2 separate regions of the Homo sapiens genome follow, and region 2 is linked to region 1. The links are chromatin loops, found by intact Hi-C in ENCODE. Cell type or tissue: HCT116. All regions are shown on one strand. Each heading gives the region's core, and the rest is flanking DNA. Links, peaks and the distances in the headings are about the cores only. Region 1 overlaps LOC107987059 (a long non-coding RNA gene). Region 2 holds the start of LOC105376013 (a long non-coding RNA gene).

What was found. A loop is a pair of places that touch in the nucleus more often than their neighbours do. Peaks named below come from ENCODE experiments on the same cell type or tissue, not always from the same donor. Only the 100,000 strongest peaks of a DNase experiment are listed, where the experiment ranks them.
Region 2: it touches region 1 in a loop (6-fold over the local background); 1 of 110 quality-filtered maps calls a loop at or near these places.

The regions. Positions count from the first base shown.
Region 1 is chr9:32,330,998-32,336,385 of GRCh38, forward strand. All of the region lies in intron 1 of LOC107987059 (a long non-coding RNA gene), which reads right to left. It also overlaps the pseudogene SLC25A5P8. Among named protein-coding and RNA genes, the nearest start is that of ACO1, 51 kb to the right of the region's middle. RefSeq lists a silencer at 351-551. In HCT116, for the core only: a CTCF peak has its summit at 3,328 (motif pointing left); no DNase peak of the experiment used is centred there.
Region 2 is chr9:31,846,343-31,851,730 of GRCh38, forward strand. LOC105376013 (a long non-coding RNA gene) reads right to left here and starts at 2,919. Exons shown (of 3, transcript XR_929549.2): 1 at 2,751-2,919. LOC124902137 (a long non-coding RNA gene) reads left to right here and starts at 2,319. Exons shown (of 2, transcript XR_007061444.1): 1 at 2,319-2,565. In HCT116, for the core only: no CTCF peak of the experiment used is centred there; DNase peaks (open chromatin) are centred at 1,839 and 2,309; H3K4me3 peaks cover 2,255 bases; H3K27ac peaks cover 1,444 bases.

The sequences.
Region 1 (5,388 bases), core at 293-5,292:
ACCTGGTTTGAGCCAGCTTCAATATACAGCTGGAAAGACATGTGACTTAGATTCTACAATCAGATAAACCTATAATGGAACTTCCCACAGCAACGCAGGAGGGTTGTCCCTGAAACAGGCCTGAGATGCATTTGGGCATTGTTCCTGATCTCAGAGTCTCCTGGCCTACCTGGAGGTTTTGTAAACTTTTTTAAATTTTTTTAACAAATGCCTCTTATGCTTTGACTTAAGACTTAGTAGAGTGGATGATCTTACTTGCAAAGAAGAACTCTGGTCAATTATAATGAGGATCTTTCTGTTTCAGACAGAGAGAGGTACTTGTACGCAGAATTAAATATTGCCTCCACTGAGCCTGTCTTTAAAGTTTAGGATTTCCCTACGAGCGTGAATTCAGGTTTCATCCAATCCCGTGTGTTCCCCACTGATAACAGTGTTAGGCAAAAACAACCTCATACTCAGATTTCTCTGCAACTCAAGATAAATGAAGGGTGTGGCTTTACTGTGTAATGAAGTGTCTAACAAGAGTCTCAAAAAGACTTGGAAAGAGTGGGGAGTAATTCCCTCCACTTCAGTGGTGCCAGCTCTCACATTCATTAAAGAGGCTGAAAAACTCTGAAGACAACAGAGGGACCAGGAAGGACATCCATCATGGACACTTTGATAACCTCTCCCGAAAAGTTGGTTCCACAAACTTTACCTTAGATATTGTTCCAGGACTTTCTGGACCACCTGCCTCTAAGATACCTGAAATGCTTGTTTAAAATTATTTCTGCCTTGCCCAGCCTCCTGAGTCATAATACCCAGAGTCAAGGAATATACATTTCAACTTGTGCTTAAATTTTTTAAGAATCAAGCGTCTTTATAACATCACAGAAAAGGGCTCTCTACCGCCCAGCACACCCAAATACATACACACACAAACACACACACACACACACACGCGTATATGTTTTATATATATGCACACACAAATTATATATATTTAAGTATATGTAAGTATATATTTATATATAAATGCACACATACAGAAAATCTCGTGTATATACAGGTATATAGGTATATACAGGTATATAGGTATATACAGAAATTTTTATTCTACAAAGTCTAGATATATAGAATTTTATATAATCTACATATACAGAAATTTCTATATATAGAAAATTATGTGTGTGTGTATATATGTATGTTTATACGTACCCACACAGAAAATCATAGCTATATAACACAAATTACATGTTTAGGCATGCCAGACATGACATTATTATGACAGGTTTAATAAAAAGTTTTAACCTATGGTTTTGAATTAAAAATAAAACTCTCCACAGTGCCTTGGAGATGTGAGAAGGAGTTGAGAGGAGCCCAGTCTATTTGGCTGGGAGTCACCATCTTCTCCCATTTTTCTCTCCATATTTAAAAGCTTCCTGGCTCCAAGGGGGTTTGTCCCCAGGTAGTTCTTTAAAGAGTGCTCTACCGAAGCAGCTTCTAAATGCTGCTGCTTCTTATCATTCATGGAAGATATAGTGCAATTAAAAATAATAATAGCCAACCTTTAAGGAGGTCTGTTTGCAAGGCACCATGCTAAGCACTTTGAATGGATTCCTTCAGTTAATCCTTACAACTATTTGATGGAGGAATCATCATTATTCTCATTCTATAAGTAAGGAAAGCAGATGTAAGCTAATTATCCAAGTTCTCCGCAAGTTAGTGGCAGAAGCAGAATATGGTTGGTGAGAGTCTGACTCCAGAGCCTACACTCTGAAGTTCTGCACCACACTGATAGTGCCTGGCAGTAGTCAGGTCAAAGATAGAGGAGGGAAATGAAAGGTGCTGCAGCAAGCTGTCTGACATATGCATAAGGATCTGGAAGAAACCCCTTGACTCAGAAAATCTTGCAATGTTTCACAAGAGGCTGGGTTTCCTCATTAGCTGATGGGGACTAGTCTGTGACATATGGATGGTGGCAGTGTCTATCACTCCACCCACAGTTTGTGGCCTGAAGAGTTATAAGCCATATATGTATAATTAAGTGGCTACAGTTCTTATTACAGTGGATGGATTCTGTCGGTGCTATCTGATTCTTTTGTTGTCTTCATTAAAACCCAAGTGAAAGAACACTTCCTAGGGTTTCTACTGAACAGAGTGGACAATGGGTGCTTGCTGACTGAATTCTACCTCCTCAACTGCCTTGCTTCTGTTTTTTATTTTACTTATTTTTATTTCTCCAAATTTGTTATTTATCAGGAGTGACTGAAATACAAAATATAATTGAGTCCCATCATCATCATCATGGAAATGGCTTTAAGAGAAAACTGGTTAGATGAATATTATTGCTTCCCATTTTCAACCAGTAAATAGTTCCCACTGATAAACTGACAGCCAGGAGTCTGTTAAGAATGCTCAAGATATGTTATATAATACAACATGCCTGCTCACAGGGGGAAAAAATCCTAGGAAATAACTTATGTGTACTTTTTGATTTCATCACACAAGACAAGCACAAAAGCACCACCCATGCCTCTGAGGACATTGGACCATGCACCCTTGAAAAAAGCTTTGTCTCCTTCATCACGAGCAATCTTCCTCCAGCAGTCAAGTGTGCCTGTGTACATGATGTCAGTTGCTTTGAGTTCTGACTGCATCATCATGCAGCGGCAAACAGTGTCAAATGGATAGGAAGTCAACCCAGCAAATGGAAGTGATGGACTGTGCCATCATCCAGCTGATGACGATGCGAGTGTTCTTGGGATCTGGAAGCATTCCCTTTACAGTGCCATAGATACTGAAGTAGACAGCTTGGTAGATGACAATACCCTGCACAGGCACGTTAAAGCCTTGGTACAGGCCCTTAATCCCATCCGATTTGTAGATCTTAACCAGGCAGTCATCGAGATCTCTGAATCCCCTTTCGCCTCCAGGTCTACCCACATCGGCTGCTAGAAAGGTATGGGCAAAACCAAAAGGGTACACAAAACATAAGGATGTGGCCCCAGCGGCACTGCCCGATGCCAGATTCCCTGCAAAGTCATGCCAAAACTGGGTCTTCTTGTCCACACCACCCAGGAAGATCTGCTTGTTTTTATCTTTGAAGGTGAAGTTGAGAGCCTGGGTGGGGAATTATCTGATGACATTGGCCAGGTTACCGCGCCAGAAGGATAGGACTCCCTGCTCCTTGGGAATACGGACCACACAGTCTATAATGCCTTTGTATTGCTTATCTGTGGTGATTTGCTTGCTGGCATGCTGCACCTGCAGCAGCAGCTTGACCCCCTCGATGGGCACTACTGCCATCTTGGGGATGGCCACAGCGACACCACCTGCCAGGAAGTCCTCAGCGAAGGACAGAGTGGTATGTGTCATGTTGAAAGGAAAGAGGAGGCAGGTGGCTAAGGGATGGGACTGGGATGGGAACTGGCTTTGACTCCGGGGCTGTGGGGCCTGTCTTGCTTTTTGCAGATTTCAAAGGAACTAAAGCCCTTCCCTTAAAGTAATGCATCATTGGTCTAGGTTCATATCCTAACTCTACCACACAAGCTCCGCAACCTCAGGCAAGCTAGCTGACATCTCTGAACCTCAGTTGTTGTTGTTGTTTCTGCATTTTTTTTATCTATAAAAAGATGAACATTCTTAACTCACAGGAATGAAGAGGAAATGAAAACATTTAGCAAAAGTCCTGGCAGAGTAAATACTCAATGAATAGCAACTGCTTGAATTTTTACAAAAACCCTCATCTCTTCCTAAATCATTTATTCATTAATTATTTTTACATAAGTCCCTTTGACAAACTTTTCCAAGTCCTGTGCTTTTGCTTTGTGTACACATATCCTGACAGGGACACTGACAGACAGAGGACATGTGTATATGTTGTTAGACCTGGGCTCACTTTCCCTGCAAAAGCAATGTCTGGAAGATGCCACCCCACCTAGTGCAGTTTGCACAGTGATGCCTACTGTAAGTGAGCCCCAAAGTCTGGAGAGTCAAGCTATCTCTTCCTCCATGCTCTTTATCTTTTCTCTCCAACAAGCAAGATCATGGTTTCTTTTCACATGGCAATAAATAGAAGCAGAAAGTTTCTCCTTCATGTTTTGCCTCCCATCCCTCTGTCATCTGTGCACAGGCTGCCTGGTTCTGGGCATCTCTCTACATCGTGTTATCTTGAGACTCTGTGCATAACAGAGAATAGCAAATCAAATCCACAACCCAAAGCCACACTGAGGAGTAAAACAAACTCAGATAAAAGGCCATGCCTATTCTGACAAATGAGGAGTGCCAGCCCCATCAGCTAAGGTAAGGCTGAGTGACGCCTTTCTGAAGAAATGTCAGGATTTCATTTTCCAGCTTGCCCGCAGTGCATCTCAGGTTGACATCTTTCATGTATTTTTGACATTTACTCATATGAATAAATGGATGTTTGATCTTTCTGGATTTCCTTCTCAGTGACCAGGAAAAGAAAAATGTAAATGCATCATTTTAAGCCCTCAAACCACTGGTTGTAACTGCAAGACCAATAAGGAAACAGACTTTTTACTCTCTTCTTTAACCGATTGATATGTTTACCATTTATTATGTCTTATATGTGTAGCTGCAAGCTCCCTGCCCTCAAATGTCATGGACAAAGCAGTTTCTGAATCTCAGCAATCCTGACATTCAGAGAGGGAGAATTCTTTGTTGTGGAGAGCCATCTGTGCATTGTAGGATGTTTGGCAACTCCATAGCCTCTACCCACTAGCTGCCAGCACCACCCTCTACTCGCATGTGCCAAACAAAAATATTTCCAAACATTGCCAAACATCCAAAGTGGGGCAAAATTGCCCCTGGCTGAAAACCACTAAACTAGATAAACATGTGGGTAAATACCTATAATACAATGAGAAGGTGGTAAAAGATGAGACGTATCAAGTGCTACAAAAGGAAAAACTTGCTCCGCCAGGGAAAGTGAGGAAGACTTCACAGAGGAAATGGCAACTGAGCTACATTTAGAGCTGTTGTTTTTTGAAAATAATTCCTTATTTTGAACTCAAATTAGCCTTCTTACATAACTATTGACTCTTGGTCTAGGCTTTGGTTAATAGTTGTGTATTAGTTAGTTTTAGATAATAGTTGTGTAAAAAGGCAAATATGAGTTCAAAATAAGGAGTTATTCCCAGTCTTGATTTAGACTTTCTCATTTGATTCTTTGAAGTTAATAAATGCAAAAACCAACACTCTACACAAGTATTTCCCAGCTCACACGATACTGTCTGAATTCACCGCTATGGACTCTGGTCTTAAAGGAAAGAAGAATAAGGGAAGAGGTAAATGGGTGAGCTTCAGCCACTATCAATGAATAGGAGGTCAAAGAAGGGAAAGCAAGCACTGGAAACATATGAACAATATCCTCTATCTCTAAGC
Region 2 (5,388 bases), core at 170-5,169, 480 kb before region 1:
AAAACACAGCATTCAATGAAAGAGTAGCAAAAAGATGAGATAAAACTGGATTACAAGGAAACTCAAAATTTAATAACAGAATTAAAGAGTTTATTTGAAGCAAAAAAGAGTACATCAGGCAAAAATGAAATCAATCATTCAGAGGGCAAAATAGAAACAATTCTTCCATATCACTTTAGAGTGCTTGTGTTGTTTTGGTGCACAAAACTGTGACTGCACAAAATAAGGCAGAAATGTTATCAGTGATGATGAAATCATTCATGGGTTTTTTCTCTTTTTATACTGTGTTTTATTTTGTAAATATTTTGAAAACAGCCAGTGCTATTCAAATAATCAAAATAAATACACATTATAAAAAGTATGATAGCAGTGCAAACTCAGAGAGATCAATTGTCAGAACAAAACACATGGAACAGATTTTAGTACAGCTGTAAGAAAAAATTGCAAGCTAATTAAAAACTGCATAGATTTTTTAATGTTCAGAAGAAAATTAAGTTAAATTATTATCTTACCTTATACATGTAACTATATAGTAAATGAATCAACTAATTAAATGGACATAAGCCATAAAAAGCTAGAAGAAAACATATTATACTATTTGATTAATCACTCAAGATAGAATTCTAAAGCATACAGTAAAAAAGATGGCATCAAGCAAAAGGAAAAAATATATATAAATATATATTACATATATTTTAATAAAATAATATACCGTTAAAACATTGCTAAATATAGAAAATCAGAAATCATGATAAAGAATCAACAAATATTCAATCACATTTAAAATTAAAGAAAATAATATTAACATGAAATATTAGTATTCATGTATGAAATTGGCAAAAATTTAAAAATCATTTTTCAGAAATTGGGCATAAGGCTTCCTGTGGAAATGGAAAACCATCTAGATGGTGAAACCATCTAGAAAAATAAATTGGTGAAATGTATAAACAGCATTAAAAATTTCTATCATTTTGAACCAGTAATCCAACATTAAATTTTTTATACTTAAAAGATATTCAGAGGTACCCACAAAAATTTATATTTTAAATGTTTATACAACATTATTTATGATGGTAAAAAGTAAAGATAATATAAATGTCCAAGTATAAGAAAATAACTACCTGTTAGTATAGTCATATGTTGGAATCAGGTAATAATTAGAACTTAATTTTTCAAAGAATATTAGGTATAAAATTTTTATTAGGTGATATTACATGACAAAATAGCAATATAGAAACAGTATACAGATGGTCCTCCACTTACAATGAGTTTATATCTCCATTGTAAGTTGAATATACAGTTAGGTTGAAAATGCACTTAATACACTTGCCCTACAAAACATTATAAGCTCAGCCTCGCCTACGTTAAAAGTGCTTGAATATTTCCATCAGCAAAATCATCTAACACAAAGCCTGTTTTATGATTAAGTATTAAATATCTTATGTAATGTATTGAATAATGTACTGAAAGTGAAAAACAAAATGGTTGTACTGGTCCTCAAAGTACAGTTTCTACTGAATGTGTATCACTTTCTCATCACTGTAAAGGTAAAAAATTGTAAGTCAAACCATCTTAAGTTGGGGACCATCTGTGTAAAATACAGTAGTTCTTGCTTATCTGTTGTTTTACTTTTTGTGGTTTCAGTTACCCGTAGTCAACCATGGTCTGAAAATATTAAAGGAAAATTCCAAAATAAACAATTCACAATTTTAGATTGTGGATCATTCTGAGTAGCCTAATGAAATCTCATGCTGTCCCTCTCCATCCCACCCAGGACATGAATCATCCTTCTGTTCAGCATATTCATGCTGTATACACTGCCTGCACTTTGGTCACTAAGTAGCCATCTTGGATACAAGATCATGGGTCATGGTATCACATTGCTTGTCTTCAAGTAACTCTTATTTTACTTAATAATGGCCCTGAAGCAAAAGAGTAGTGATTATGACAATTCAGATATGCCAAAGAGAAGTTGTAAAGGGCTGCCTTTAAGTAAAAAGGTTGAAAGTTCTTCACTTAGTAAGCAAAGAAAACAAAATCATTTGCTGAGGTTTCTAAGATCTAAAGTAAGAATGAACTTTCTATAAAATTGTGAAAAAGAAAGAAATATGTTCTAGTTTTGCTGTCACACCTCAAAATGCAAAAGTTACAGCCACAGTGTATAATAAGTGTTTAGTTAAGATGGATAAGGCATTTAACTTGTGAGTATGAGAGAGCCAGGTACGAGTGGGTGCCCGAAAAAACTCCAGCCGGCCTGTGCACTGAGGGCAGCCTTGGGAAGCTCCTACCCTTTGCAGCGGGGAGGAGCCTGGCTCCTCCTCTTCCTGTGTGGAACCTGGGATTCAAGCCGCCAGGCAAAGTGCCCTAGCAGGGACTCTGGCTTAGTGAGAGTCTCTGTTTCCCCCTTTTCTTTCTTTCCACCCAATAAAACCGGGTCTTACTCATCATTCAAATTGTCTGCGAGCCTGAATTTTTGTGGCCGTGGGACAAAGAACCCCGTCTTTAACGGAACTAAGGAAAAGCCCTGCAACAATTTTGGCGCGCAACGTGGGGACTTGAGAAGCGGTGAGTGAAATGGAGACTCAAAACTCTCTCACTGTGGTTTCTAAACCTTTTCATCCTGGGACTTCTGAGGGTGGGGGAAACCATGCGCCTACCCCCTGTCACTCCAAAGCCTTTTCCTGGCCTTTTCCTTCCTTTTTCAAGTCAGATCTGCGAGCAACGGCTCCCCTCTACCCCCCCATCCTTACCATGGCTGGGACTTATGGCCCAAGGGTCCCACACAGCTGGCTGGCTGGCGTTTTCCACCACATCTCTGGAGACTTCCCCTTCCCCAGCCAACGGGTTTTACTCCATCAGACAGTAATTAAGCTTTTCTCCTGGTAAAGAAAACAGTTGTGTAAGAATAAGAAGTTCTTCTCTAGGCATTTTTAAACCTTTTTTTTTCCCTGTTCTCTACCCCGTCAGCAGTTAAGCTTGTTTTTTCCTTTTAGAAGCCATTTTACTAGGCCAGGCTCCGCAACTATCACTGTTTGTACTCTCTGCAAAGTTTTGGTTGTCCTAGTATGGGGTAATACATAGTAAAATTATAATATTTTGGTCTGAGACAGTATTTGAAAGCCGAGGGTGACCAGGCGCGCTGGCTTCCGCCTGTAATCCCAGCACTTTGGGAGGCCGAGGCGGGTGGATCACGAAGTCAAGAGATCGAGACCATCCTGGCCAACATGGTGAAACCCCGTCTCTACTGAAAATACAAAAATTAGCCAGGCGTGGTGGCACGGGCCTGTAGTCCCAGCTACTCAGGAGGCTGAGGCAGGAGAATCGCTTGAACCTGGGAGGCGGAGGTTGCAGTGAGCCGAGATCATGCTACTGCACTTCAGCCTGGTGACAGGGTGAGACTCCTTCTCAAAAAAAAAAAAAAAAAAAAAAAAAAAGCCCAGAGTTTAGATGGCACTTTTACTCTAATTCAGGACCTTGTAATAGACAACTCAAGGGAAAGAGTGAGGCATTTTGCTTCCTTATGAGCCTCAAGAATGATGTCCTTCTAACATTCACAGTTCCACAGTTCTGTGGGTCTGCCTCTCCATCATCAGACTGTTTTAAATGTTTGCTTCTTCTCCTTGCACATCCTCTTCCCACATCTGAATTAAACTATTCTTAGTGCCTCTTCTCCTTTCCCTTTCGCTTTGGAGAGACAATACCTTTTTTCTTCCTTGCAGCACTTTAACATCTTCTTCTAGGGTCATACCCTGTTCTTCAACTCCTTTCCCACTCTAACCCCATGAGTGTGGCCAATGACAGCACCCCATCTCCTGATCCATAGAGGCAGACACAGGTCTGAGATCTGAGCATTCATGGGACTACCGCCCTTGCTTTTTTGAGGGGTTCAAATGCCAACAAATCAATCAAAACACTTCACTGAATTTTTTCTGATTGAAGTGAATGCAGGAGAATTTCCCCACCCACCATTTCTGGGTGAGTTTGAAAATATATAAGCAATGATTCTATACTCCTGAGCTTATTCCATCTGAGAGAACACAGAGGAAGCACAGACTGCTGACAGCTTTTGGAGGCTGGAACTATTTATACCAGGGTTATCTATCTCATCTTTTTCTACAGATTATTTCCTTAGATCAGTTTTTTGTTGTTGTTGTTTTACTTAAACTAGTTTAAATTTTCAAATGAAAACTGGCCAGTATAACACACAACCTCATCACGCTTAATTCTACAAGTTATGTATGTTAACTACGACTATTCTATTTAGACATAGGGAAGTTTGAAACTCACCCCCCTAGCCCATGCTGGCAATTTTTCCAATATAAATAAACATCTCTGCTCTCTCTCTTTAGCCTAGAGAATTTTCATAACCAGAAAGAAATGTTCTTTTGGCTATAAAGTGTCTATAGGTTATAATGGCAAGAACAGTATAAATAATAAGACAACGTATATTTATTTTCAACAGTAGTAATCAGAAGATTTAATATACATTTCTAACACTTTGAAGGATAAATTATAATAAAATGGCTAGGGATAATATAGATGACGCATATAAATCTAGTGAATAAACTGCATTAAATATTATACATTGCAAAAAGATTTGCAAAGCAACTTCTTTTCTAGTGCCCATGGATGACTTATAAAAATTGATTGTGTATCAGAGAAGAGAGAAATCCTCAGTAATTACTCCAAAGCAGGTTTTAAATACTGAGGTTTATGCAATAAATAACTTTATTTATGAAATATAAAAATATTCAATCATTTGTATTTTTTGAATCACTATCCTATATAACTCTTTGTTCTAAAAGAAATCAAAAGGGCAATTCTTCGCATTAGGATAAGGGTAATAGTACACAACAAAATCTGTGGTTCTAATAAAAGCAAAAATCTATGAAAAAGTACACCATTAAATACATTAATATTAGCAAAAAAGAAATTATCTAGATGTTCAATTAAAATTATTTTTAAGTAGAACAAAGTATTATTGGAGATAACATAAGGATGATGAATTGGAAAAGAGAAAATTCATATAGTTATTTGCTCCCATTCATATACCTAACAATAGGCAGGGCCAAAACAGCTTCAAACACCATACTTTGGAATGCTTCATTATACCTCATCTAGTACAATCAGCAAAAGAAAGGGTACGTGTATACAAAGACAGTCATGGAAAAGTCAAATGAAGAAAAATATTTGTTGATTTAAAAAGAATAGGCTGTCCCTTACAACATATAAAGAATTAAATTCCAGATAATTTTTTGCACTATATAATTATATACAATTATATATGATTACTTATACAATTATGAATATAATCTATAATTATAGAAAACATATATAATTTAGAAAATAATATTTGCATACATTAAGGTGAGTGAAAATTTCTTATGG